Linked DNA regions of Homo sapiens: regions 2 and 3 are each linked to region 1. A link is a contact called in ENCODE Hi-C data. All regions are on one chromosome and are shown on one strand. Each heading gives the region's core, a stretch centred on a gene start or an enhancer-like site at or near the end of the contact. The rest is flanking DNA. Distances are from core to core; before and after follow the strand shown.

Evidence for each region. A loop is a pair of places that touch in the nucleus more often than their neighbours do. Pooled maps may share reads with other maps.
Region 2: a pooled map shows a loop between it and region 1 (11-fold over the local background). The contact joins the promoter of ACTR3C here to the promoter of RHEB in region 1. A Hi-C loop is called at or near these places in 2 of 37 single-sample maps with no recorded cell type and 6 of 50 pooled maps.
Region 3: a loop to region 1 is called in a map of naive thymus-derived CD4-positive, alpha-beta T cell, with 8 times the contacts of the local background. The contact joins the promoter of XRCC2 here to the promoter of RHEB in region 1. A Hi-C loop is called at or near these places in 1 of 168 maps with a recorded cell type or tissue (naive thymus-derived CD4-positive, alpha-beta T cell), 2 of 37 single-sample maps with no recorded cell type and 13 of 50 pooled maps.

What each region holds. Positions count from the first base shown.
Region 1 is chr7:151,517,967-151,522,009 of GRCh38, forward strand. RHEB (Ras homolog, mTORC1 binding) reads right to left here and starts at 1,929. Exons shown (of 8, transcript NM_005614.4): 1 at 1,494-1,929. The coding sequence starts at 1,545. RefSeq lists an enhancer at 60-109 and silencers at 1,140-1,249, 1,180-1,609, 1,320-1,439, 1,610-1,769, 1,940-2,289 and 1 more.
Region 2 is chr7:150,321,673-150,325,715 of GRCh38, forward strand. It overlaps ACTR3C (actin related protein 3C), which reads right to left and starts at 1,873. Exons shown (of 8, transcript NM_001164458.2): 1 at 1,797-1,873. It overlaps LRRC61 (leucine rich repeat containing 61), which reads left to right and starts at 1,683. Exons shown (of 3, transcript NM_001142928.2): 1 at 1,683-1,888. RefSeq lists enhancers at 903-1,012, 1,063-1,122, 2,443-2,512 and a silencer at 1,733-2,052.
Region 3 is chr7:152,674,053-152,678,095 of GRCh38, forward strand. XRCC2 (X-ray repair cross complementing 2) reads right to left here and starts at 2,089. Exons shown (of 3, transcript NM_005431.2): 1 at 1,989-2,089. The coding sequence starts at 2,027. RefSeq lists silencers at 1,476-1,565, 1,866-2,335 and an enhancer at 1,566-2,410.

The DNA.
Region 1 (4,043 bases), core at 679-3,178:
TCAAGAGAACAGAGACAAGAGCATGGATTCAGGCTGCCAATAAAGGCTGGATCCCAGGTTCCATGTTGATATTTGAACAATTAGTGACTTTGAACCCCTCCATTTGATTCATGGTTACTTCCTGGCTGCAGCTGTTAAAGCTGCCACCTATGCATCCCCTCGGATTCAGCACCGCATCGCACAAGAGTTCCCCTACGACTCTAGGCACCCCGCATCTCTAGCCAAGCTTCTTTCAGCCCTTAATTTCCCCCCGGCTCTCGACGGAGAGGTGGTAAAAGGATGAGTAAGCATGCAGTGGCTGATCTTGGTCAAAGAGCACAGACCCTGGCACAGGCGGTGGAAAGCGCAGTTGGGGAGTGCATCCAGTGAGCGGCAGGCAGGTACAAGCTTCCCATGACAGATAGTCACCCCGTTCCGCAATCACGGGAGCCTCGGAACCCTCGCTTTCACCTCCCCATCCCCTCAACTGTGGCCCGGTGCACGCCTTCTATAGACAGTTACTTCAAAACAGCCCGAAAAGATGAACTAATTTCTCCAGGCTTCCGGATGTCGGGAGACAATACAGCCTCACCCTGAAGCGTGTCTAAGTTCAATCGCTCTGGTTTCACACAGGCCAGAAAACCGCTCGTTCTGTAACACCCCGTCCGCCCCCCAACCCGACCCTAAGCCACCTTATTCAGCAATAAGGCGACTGCTAGGAACTGTTTCAAATGTATGTCAACCTTTTGGGGGAAGAAAAAGAAAACAAAAAGACTTTGGAATTACTTCAACAGCCTGGTTGCAAGTACCTGACCTTATTCCTTCCCGAACAAAAATAGGGCACCGAGAGATCAGACATTCCTTTTTCTCTGTCTTCCTACCCAGGCCGCCAGCAGCATCTCGAGGGCCTCCAGAGGGACCTCTTTTGGGGGATCGCCTAGGTTTCCTATGCAGAAAACTTGCGTTCAGTGCCCAAACGTCCTCTAAATCCCTAGTTTTCTTTACAAGGGTAAACTTCACCACAGATGGAATGAAGCCGAGGCGCTGCTTCCTTTGTTAAAATCCCACGGACTTTCTTTTCCTTACATCGGGGGCGGGGTGGGGGAGACCGCCAGCCCCGGTCACGCGCGCCCGCGGCGAAGGCGGGGAGGCAGGTGTGACTCCCTCGCGGCAGCCTCTAGCGCGGCTCCCCGGCGCCGCCTCACTTCCCCAGACGAGACCCGGACTCCTCGGCGGCCGACGGCCCCCGCCCCGCGCCTCCCACGCCCTCCGCCCGGCCGCCACCTGCCCGCCCGGCCCGCGGAGGGCGCCCAGCTACCGCGGCTCCTCCACCGGCGCGGACGCCGCCCCGACCGCCACCACCTCCGCTCAGAATGGTGGTTACGAAACGCGCGGCCCCCGCCCGCCCCGCCACATGGCCGCGCCGGCTCCAAACTTCGCAGGCCCGGCCGCGACCCGGCTCCCAGGCGAGGCCCCGGCGGCGCGAGGAGGCCGCGCGGCCACCGGCCACTCACCCACAGACCGGTAGCCCAGGATCGCGATCTTCCGGGACTTGGACTGCGGCATCTTGGCGGCCTCCTCAGCCCCGGCCCAACCACATCAACCGCGGCGGCGGTGGCTCCTGCTGCTGTGATCGGCGGCGGCCGCGCCGGGAGAGAGCGGCATACAGAGCAGGGGCGGCGGCGGGCGCGGCTGCCTCTCGCTCGCTAGCTCGCGCGCTCCCAACCGCCCGGAACCGACCGCGCGGCGGCGCCCCTCCCCCCCACAACACGCCCACGTGACCGGCCGGCGTCAGCACCGCCCCTCTTCGCGCCGTGGCCCGCCGCCTCCGCCCCCCGAAATACGCGGGGGGTGCGTCGGGGCGACGTTTTACTTTAAAGGCAAAAAAAGGGGACGCCGCGATGCCCCCAGAAAAGTCACGACTGAAACTCGCTGCGTCATGACCCTCCCACCTTCTTCCGCCGCTTTTTAATTACGCCATTCTCCCCGAGCGCCGATTGGACAGCTCCTGCACAGCCGCGCGATGACGTGTCGGAAACTCCATCTCCCATTGGGGGAAACAAGGAGGCGGGGAGGGGGGGGCGGGGCTGCCCGCCCGGGAGCTAAAAATACACCTCGCTGCTACCGCGCTGTTGGGCGCCGGCTAGGTTTGAAGGCTTCAAACTTCCAACCGGTTAGGGGCGGGCGGGAGAGGCGGAGAGACAAACGGTGGCTCCCTGGTGATTGGCCAGAACGGAGCGCAGGGCGGGGCAATAGGTGGGAGGTGCGGTGATTGGCGAAACGCTAAGCGGTTGGCGGGTTCGCGCCCGCTGAGCCCGTGAAGGGCGCGAGGCGCGTGGCCTGGGCGGGTGGGCTGGCTCCTCCCTCGGGGTTTTTTGAAAATTCTCCTTGAGCTGCGTTAGCGTTCGTGTCTGGGTTTGAGGATGTAGTGGTGACTAAGCGTCACCGACGGCCGAAGGACTGTGGGAAGCATGGAGTCTGCGTTAATTCAAAGTGTTAGGAATTTCATTAAAAACAGGGCGAGCCTCGTCAGTTCTGGTGTCCGCTTCGCTTCGCGCGGAGCTCGGCGCACCTCCTGGAACAGCGCCGGGGCGGGAAGCCGGTTCTCCGCCAGCACCGGGGCGGCTGGTGCGGCGGGCAGGCCCGAGCCGGGTGCCAGGAACGCCTCGGGCCGCGGTGTGGACGGGCGGAGACCGTGGTGTGGGCACAGCCTTCCCAGGGGTGCAGTGCAGAGGGGCGCGGGAAGGGAAGCCCGGCCGGGAACGCAGGTGCCGTTGAGGGACCAGCCTGCAGGCAGGCCCGGCGTGGTGGCTGCTGGAGGGCTTGGCACTTGCCGAGTTAGCAGAGACTCCGCCGCGCCGGGGAACCCGCCCCTATTCTGCCCAGGCTGTTTGGCAGTGGGGACCTGCAGAGGCCGGGCATGGCCCTTCGCCCTTTGCCAGTGATCGGTGGGGAGGAATGAAGCCAGGGGAAGCTGAGTGGCAGGCCTTGTATTCCAGCGTAGGAAGGTTTAGAGGTGACTGGAGTCGACTTGGAACACCCAACCCAAGAGCGACTCCCTCCAGCTTTCCCACGGAAGCACTCCGATGAGGGGCTGGGGTGTGCATTCTTGTCCTCGGGGATCTACAGATGGAAGCCCCAGGCAGCCAGCCAGAAGTGATCAATGTCTGGAAGTTCTATGTTTCCATGAAATGTTGAGGTTTACGCTATAGTTATTTTAAGTATTTTAAAATAAAGGTCTTAAAATGCACTCTCCTGTAAAATGTGTCGTTTTTATCCTGTGGATTCGGATACCCTCACCACGGTGTTTTTGAACAGATGCTACTAAATTCCTTGCATTATAAAATCAGTTTAGTTTTACCTTTTTTTAAAAAAAATAGAACAGAATAGAAAACTGCGTTATGCATAGTAAGGGTAAGTATGTGTCCTCATTAGTACAGTGGTGAGTTAAAAAAATGAGTAAGGGTAAGTTTGTGTAAGTGCACGTGTAGATATATATGTTTATAGATATGCTATATATGTATTATTGCATGTTGGGATTTACTGTAGTTTCTTTCTTTTTTTTTTTTGAGACGGAGTCTCTCTCTGTCGCCCAGGCTGGAGTGCAGTGGCGCAATCTCGGCTCACTGCAAGCTCCGCCTTCCGGGTTCGCGCCATTCTCCTGCCTCAGCCTCCCGAGTAGCTGGGACCACAGGCGCCCGCCACGACGCCTGGCTAATTTTTGTATTTTTAGTAGAGATAGGGTTTCACCATACTGGCCAGGATGGTCTCGACCTCTCGACCTCATGACCCGCCCGCCTCGGCCTCCCAAAGTGCTGGGATTACAGGCGTGAGCCACCGTGCCCGGCCTCATTGTAAAGTTTCTTACAGTGGGTTGCTTCAAAAAGTTTGAAAGCACTGCCCTAGCCTGAGAATATTGGTAATCCAGATGTGAAGCACAGTTGTAAAGGACAAATTCATTCAAAAAGTTTTCCAGGCTGGGCGCGGTGGTTCACACCTGTAATCCCAGCACTTTGGGAGGTCGAGGCAGGCGGATCACGAGGTCAGGAGTTCCAGACCAGCCT
Region 2 (4,043 bases), core at 623-3,122, 1.2 Mb before region 1:
GAGGTTGCAGTGAGCTGAGATCACACCACTGCACTCCAGCCTGGGCAAGAGAGTGAGACTCCATCTCAAAAAAATAAAAATAAAAATAAAAAACTTGGATAAAGTGTAAAGATAAAAATCACTATTCTTGGGCAGGGGTCCCAGCTGTAGCCCAAGCTGGAGAACTAGACTGGCTTGGCATTAATTTGCTTGGGGCAGGAGAAGGGTCATCTGAAAGATATGGGAAAAGCTGAGGTTGCCCCTGGGAAGACTAGGGAAGCCTGCCCCCGGGCCAGCCCCTTGAATATGTCCAACTGAGGAGGTGGAAAGAAGTTCAAGGTAGCCAGGGAGACAAAAGTTGTTCACTTTGGTGCACATGTGGAACCAACATGGGACAAACAGGCATTTTGTGCTCGTCCAGGGAACATGACTTCTTCGGCTCCCACACAATTTGTAGCTGCAGGAGTGGCAGAGCACCAGAGTGGATGCAGGCCCAGATGTTCTCTGGGTTAGGTGTTAAGGACTTGTGGGAGTCATCAGGCAGCAGGCATTTGCCCCAGTGTCAGAGGTGTTTAAGCCAGAATTACTCCATCTTGAATAAGGGCTGGGTAAAATGAGGCTGCATTCATAGGAGGTTAGGCATTCTAAGTCACAGGATGAGACAGAAGGTTGGCACAAGATACAGGTCATACAGACCTTGCTGATAAAACAGGTTGCAGTAAAGAAGCTGGCTAAACGCCACCAAAACCAATATGGCAATGGGAGGGACCTCTGGTGGTCCTCACTGCTCATTATGCACTAATTATAATGCATTAGCATGCTAAAAGACACTCCCACCAGCAAGCACCATGACAGTTTACAGACGCCATGACACCATCATGAAATACTCTATATGGTCTAAAAAGGGGAGGAAGCCTCAGTTCCGGGAACTGCCCACCCCTTTCTCTGAAACTCATGAATAATTCAACCCTTGTTTAGCATATAATCAAGAAATAACCAAAAAATGGGTAACCAGTAGCCCTGGAGCTGCTCTGCCTATGGAGTAGCCATCCTTTTACTTCTTTGCTTTCTTAATAAACTTGTTTTCACTTTACTCTATGGGCTTGCCCTGAATTCTTTCTTGCATGAGATCCAAGAACCCTCTCTTAGGGCCTGGATCGGGACCCCTTTCTGATAACACCAGGAGACACCCTGGGTGGATTTCCTGAACCGACCGATAGATGAGCCTTCCACGCGGGAGACCTGGATCCTTATCGTCTTTGTGGCCCCTTCCATCTGCACGTGCGGACGAGGTCCGGGTCGCACTCGGGCGGTCAGCCTGGCACGCACAGCGCCGGCGTGCAGGGGGCCTTGGGTGCCACCGAGTCCGGGAGGAAATCTAGGCCGCCATCCGTCCGGAGACTGGCACCTGTGACCACCACCCAACATGTATTGAACAAGGGCTTGGAGGTCCTTTCTCTAAGGCCGCACCGATAAACGATTACCGACTGTTGACCTCACGGCCCCTTCGCTTCCGGCCGCACCGCCTCGCTGCCCACGCCTGCGCACTCAGGCACCGCAGGTAGGAGGAACGTACCAACTGCGAGGCGGGGGGTGCGCGCGAAGACCCCCGCAGGCTGCGCTTCCGGAAGTAACCCCTGGCGCATCCCGGAATCCAGAGCGCCCACTACGGCCTTTGGCCAGGCCCCCTGGGCGCGTTCCGGGAGCTCAGGCCTGCGGCGCTGGGAGAAGCACGCTGGCCAACAAGTTGGGTGGTGGGCACGCGGCCCAGGGGTCAGGGGCCGCCAGGCGGCGGGCGGCGGGGCTGCGGCTCTTACCTGCCGAGGAGGCGCCGGCTCTGCGGTGCGGAGTTGCGCCGGACTTCCCAGCTTGGCCAGTGGCTCCGCAGGCTGCCGGCTCCACCCCTCAGGTAAGCGGGGACTGGGCCGCCGAGGTTCAGGGAAGGGGGCGGCTGTCGGGGCCCGTGCCGGCCCCGGGGGGCCACCTGCTGGGCCAGCGGTGCCCTCGCGCCGAAACACACTGGGAGAGGCCAGAATCTTCCGGAACAGCCAGCCCTTACCCATCTCTCCCTCTGTGCCGAGAACTGCCCTGAAATACTGTGGTATTAATTAACTCGTTTAACACTAACAATCTCATGAGGCGGGTGCTGTTACTATTCCCGTAATGTAGACGAGGAAACCGAGGCGTGTGCTGGAGCAGGATCACGGCCGTGCTCAGAGACGGGCTCTGGATGCCATGCTCTGACTCCATTGTTAGCCCTAAGCTTCCAGAAAGTAGCAGAGTGCTGCCGTGTCGTTTGTAACAGATCTCACTTTGTGTCATTTTTTTTGCACAGTATGAAACCTAATGATGCATGATTATTATTTAAAACATCTTGCTTAGACTTTATAAGTAGTCAAATTTGCGTGTGGGACAAAACCCCAAAACATGCAATGGCTTGCTCTCCTCTTTTCCTTTCACACGTTCATCTCCTCCTATCCCTTTCTCTCACCACCTTTCAATCTTCTCACAGATGTTGTGGAGGAAGATGAGACTTGAGGGCCCAGCAGGTGCTTAAAATCCCCTGCCTGGTGGGGGTGGAGTAGACACTCTGTCCCCCTGCAGTGCTGGAGTTGAGAGCAGAGGGGCTGGAGAGGGACTGGGCGGAGTGAGAAAGGCCTGGCATAATCATGGAATGCCCAGGGTGGGGTTCTACTTCTCTTGCAGGCACAAGAGAAGTAGAAGAGTGGCCGCTTTCCTTCTGGGCACGCACTTGGGAAAAGGCTTGGTGAGAGCAGCGAGAAGAATAGGTCTAATTTCTTGAGCCAGTGTGCGGAGGTGCTTCCCAGCCCAGGCTAAGCCAGATCACTCAGCCAGCCGCTGGCTGCCTTTACAGATGTACGGCTCCCCGTGAGCAATCAACATGCCTGGCTCTCAGGCATAAGCTGCCTCACTTCCCTTCTGCACAGCACTCCAGGACTTGCCTGCTACCAGACCCATCCTACTTTCTCTGTCAGGAAAAATGAGAGTTCTTCCTGGTCTCTTGAGGCCAATCCCTTCCACCGCCTGTGCCCTGGATCCCTTTCTCCAGGAAGCTTCTCTTCCCTGTGTAGTTAGCCTCCCCGCTCTTCCCAGGTCACCTTCTCTCTGTTTAGGGACAGAGCCAAGCCTTTTCCCTCCCATCCCCACCTCCAGCATTCCCGGTTCCTGCTTCTCCCCCACTTCCTGCTGTACCGCCCACTGAAGGGACCTTTGACCCCGCTGACCACTGCTTTTGGAAAGTCTTTTCTTGGTTTCCCTAACTTCACTTTACTTTGGTTTTTCCTTGTCTCTCCCCTCTGCCTCTCAGTCACCTTTGAGATCTGCTCATCCTCTCACCTCCCTGTATTGTCAGCATTACCTGGGCAGCCCCCTCTGGTGTTTTCCTTCAGTTTCTCTAGAAACTTGCCTGAAGATTTGCCCCAAAATAGCCCACATGGACCTGTATGAGGAAAGAGGCTCACTGTGGAGGCGCTCTCCATCATTCCTCCTCTTCCACTTGAGGCTTAGGCATGGGCCACCTCCTGAACAGCTCTCCCCACAGTCTCCTCCATGCATTGTGCCATCACCCCGCCCTGCCGTCACCCCGGCCTGGCCCGCTTTCCCTTTTGCCTCCCAGGGATGTGCCTGCTTCCCATGTGGCCTGGCTAGGGCGCTTTCCTGACTGCTGCCCACATGATCGACTATGGGCAGGCGTGCAGCCCAAAAGGCCGTGCTTCAGCTTAGAAGCCCTTGGAATCTTGTCTTGTTGTGGTTGTAGGCCTCCAATGTGTTGTCAGCTGTGGTGATGTGTGTCACAAGTAACTTCTTTTTTTTGAGACAGGGTCTGGCTCTGTTGCTCAGGCTGGAATGCAGTGGTGCAATCACGGCTCACTGCAATCTCCACTTCCCTGCTCAAGCCATCTTCCTGCCTCAGACTGCCAAGAAGCTGGGACCACAGGCACAGGCCATCACAGCTGGCTGATTTTTTTGTATTTTTTTTGTAAAGACAAGGTTTCGCCATCTTGCCCAAGCTGGTCTCAACCCCCTGAGTTCAAAGCAGTCCA
Region 3 (4,043 bases), core at 839-3,338, 1.2 Mb after region 1:
AAGAGACTGGCTTAACTGGTTTTGTTAATAAAAAGGAAAATAGAGCAGCGCCAATTGCCTAGCTTCCTATTCACCATTCCACCCCACTCCACTCCAGAGTAGTATGAGCTAGGCTTAGGATTGCCACACAGACAAGGCAGGCAAAGGATATGATGTTAAATTCTTTGTTCCATGACTTAACTGTGCTAGACTCTCATTTTTTGGATACAAGGCTTGTTCTGATTGCAAAAATCATCGGACCTTAACCTGGGTTTCAAATAATCATTTAAATATAAGGTTTTGGCCGGGCGCAGTGGCTCACACCTGTAATCCCAGCACTCTGGGAGGCTGAGGCGGATCACCTGAGGTCAGGAGTTCGAAACTAGCCTCGCCAACACGGCGAAACCCTGTCTCTACTAAAAATACAAAAGTTAGCTGGGTGTGGTGGCGTGTGCCTGTAATCCCAGCTACTTGGGAGGCTGAGGCAGGACAATCGCTTGAACCCGGGAGGCGGAAGTTGCAGTGAGCTGAGATGGCACCATTGCACTCCAGCCTGGGCAACAGAGCGAGAGTTCATCTCAAAAAAATATATATTTATATATAAAAAATATGTTTATATGTATTATATACTTTCTATATAATCTATATTATAAATATATTTTTAAATATATATTTATATAATATATTTTTAAATATATATTATATATAAATATATTTTTAAATATATATTATATATAAATATATTTTTAAATATATATATATCTATGGTTTATAACTGTAGCCGTTCTTATACTAAGCAGTGGTTCTACTCTTTAGGAACAGGGATTATCAAACTATGGCCAGCAGGCTAAATCCAAAAAACAAAGCTTTATTGGAACGCTGCCATGTGCCTTTATTTATCTATGACTGCCTTCCCATTAGAACAGCAGAGTTGAGTGGCTGTGACAGAAACGGCATGGCCTGCAAAGCCTAAATATTTACCACATGGCCCTCCACAAAAATGTTTGCTGACTCTTTTGAGATTGCTTCCTCTCTCATCTGCATAAAAGATCCTTCATACCCTGCCCACTGCTCAGCGCTTACTTCCCAACCTATTGTCCCTCACTCCCTTTGTTCCAATTTTACAGAAATACTTGCAGTTATCTAAATTAGCCATGCTCTTGCTTAATTCAGAATCCATGTACTCCCGACTGTCTCCGCTCTGAATGTCATCCTCTCCTTGCCAAACCATTTCAAATGGTCCTTGAAACTTCAGTCATCTCCTCCTGCATCTTCCATGATGCCCGCCCCTCTAATGGACAACAAACTTTTGTGCAATACTGTAATTCTTACAGCAGCCTCCCTTACTAGTTCTTTAATGGCAGAAGTTATGTCTTTTGTTGCTTACTCCTATCCCTTAACACGTAGTTGACACACAGTAAGTGCTGGACACTTGGTTCAATTCTTGAGGGGCATCCACCGGCTTGTGTGGCTCTGGAGCTACCTGGGCTGGAAACGAATACTAGGGGGTGGCGAGGGCCAGCTGCCCTAAGCAGAGACACGTGGGCTACAGGGAGGTGAGGCAACCTCCGCAAACACCACCTGTTCCAGAAAAGCTCCAAATGCTCCAACGGGCGACCCCTCCCCTTTTCTAGCTTTTCTTGCATAGCTTGACATTTCCAACGGTAGTTAATTTGTGAGGGGTTTTTAGACCATAACTCTTGGGAGGAGAGACCTCGTATGTTATATCGATCTGGGCAGGCAGCAAGTCTTCCAAAGAAAGACTTCCTCCACCTCCGCCCGGTCCTCCCACCTCGGAGGACTCCAGGCTGCCCAGGGGCGGACCCCTGGGGCCCAGGTGAGAGGTGGCAGAGGGTGCCAGCATCGCGGGCGTCTAGGCCGAGAGGCCGGTCCCAGCCCGGCCAGGCCGCGCCGCCCCAAGCCTCCCAATCCCCCGGGTTCCCTCGGCTCCCCTCGCCCACCGGCGGCCTTGTTCCCATCTCCCTCACTCCCAACCCGGCGGCTCTCACCTCGGTCCCAGACTCAGCCCTATGGAAGGCACTACACATCGCCCCGAAGGCTCGGCGCAGGAGAGACTCAACTTTCCCGCCACCAACGCCATTCACCAACTGCGCAGACTCTACGGCCAGTCAAACCCGCCCACCCGCGCGCGTGCGCACTGCGCCAGGCCGCGGCCGGGGAGGCGGGAGCATGCGCAATAGGGTGTGCGGGCCTCCCCGCCCCGCCCCCAGTTCCTGTGACGTCAGACTTCCGCGTCCCCCGCGGCGCTCTCCCGCGTCCCCTTGGAGATCGCTCCGGGGTGGCGGGGACAGCTGGTGCTTTTCTTGTCTGTTGTAAACTTTGGTTCGTTATTATTATATTAGGTAAAGCTGGTCTTATGTATTAATTTGTTTAACCATTAAAAATAATTGTATTGCACAAGCAGGCCCCTTTGTCCGTTCTCGGGTTAAAAGCCTCTGGCTGTGTGTGCGATTCATGGTTAATTCTGGAAAAAAAGAGAAAAGTATACTGTATTTAAAAGAATTTTTAAAATATACCGAGCCTGTGGATTTATCAAGTTGCTTTTTGAGGTAGGCAGGAGGATCACTGGAAGTCGGGAGTTCGAGACCAGCCTGGCCAAAATGGTGAAACCCCGTCTACAGTAAAAATACAAAAATTAGCCAGGTGTGGTGGCGCATGCCTGTAATCCCAGCTACTCAGGGAGGCTGAGGCAGGAGAATCGCTTGAACCAGGGAGGCAGAGGTTGCAGTGAGCCGAGATCGCGCCATCACACCTGAGCGGCAGAGCGAGACTCTGTCTCAAAAAAAAAAAAAGACAAAAATTTGGATATAGTAGCATTGGCCATTATTATCAAGATGACAAAATGTTTTCTGGAATGAAAAAGTTTCATGCAAAGATATACTTTTCACCCACCTAGTTTAGTTTTCAAAAACGCTAGGAAAGAGCATATACCAATGAAGTATTTCTCATGGGTAATATTAAAGTTGCTCATTTTGTAAATTGGAATGGTTTTGGTTCCAAGTCACAGAAAACCCAACTCTTACGTCCTGAAACAAATGGGCTTTACCGGGTGACATCACTAGAAGTCCAAAGGTAAGACAGGCTTCAAGGTTAGTTTAATTGAGAGGCTTGATGAGGCAAACAAGTACCTCATTTCTTTTTACCTCAGATTCATGTTTTCTACCTTGGCCTCTTCTCTACGTAGGGCTGCGGGCCCGTATCTGAAACATTAACAACCATCAGGAATGAGGTTGGTCTGGTTAGCTTAGGCCTGAATCGTGTGCCCCACTTACTTTTCTTTTTTTCTTTTTTTTTTTTTTTTTGGAGACGGAGTCTCATTGCACTCTCGCCCAGGCTGGAGTGCAGTGGTACCATCTCGGCTCACTGCAACCTCTGCCTCCCGGGTTCAAGTGATTCTTCTGCCTCAGCCTCCCAAGTATCTGGGACTACAGGCACGTGCCACCACGCCAGGCTAATTTTTGTATTTTTAGTAGAGATGGGGTTTCACCATATTGGCCAGGCTGATCTCGAACTCCTGACCTTGTGATCTGCCTGCCTCGGCCTCCCAAAGTGCTGGGATTACAGGCGTGAGCCACCGCGCCTGGCCCTGTGTGCCCCACTTCTATCCGGAGTAGAGACATATTTTTTCAAAGCACACAGGCCTTGTGGAAAGGTGTGGAGAACAGTAAATGACAACAATAACAACAAATTGTGAATCATTAACAAGAGGAGTGGGAGTGGATGCTTGGGAGGCCACCTCTACCGTCTTTTTTTTTTCTTTTTTCCCTTTCCTATGGTGCTGAACCACCTATATCTTCATTACACCCTCTGTAATGAGGATATGTGTATACCAAACCACATGTGTAGGTCAACCCCCTCGTCCAATTCCACACACTTCTATACAAAGTAAATATTTCCTCACATAGTAAATCAATATTTGAGAAAGGAGACTTTACAATTAAATAGCTGCTCTAGGCTAAATTAGTTTTTCAGTCTCCACACTGTTCCTAATGAAGAAGACATGTCAGCTGAACTAGTTTAGTCCATTAAGTGCACACCTGTTC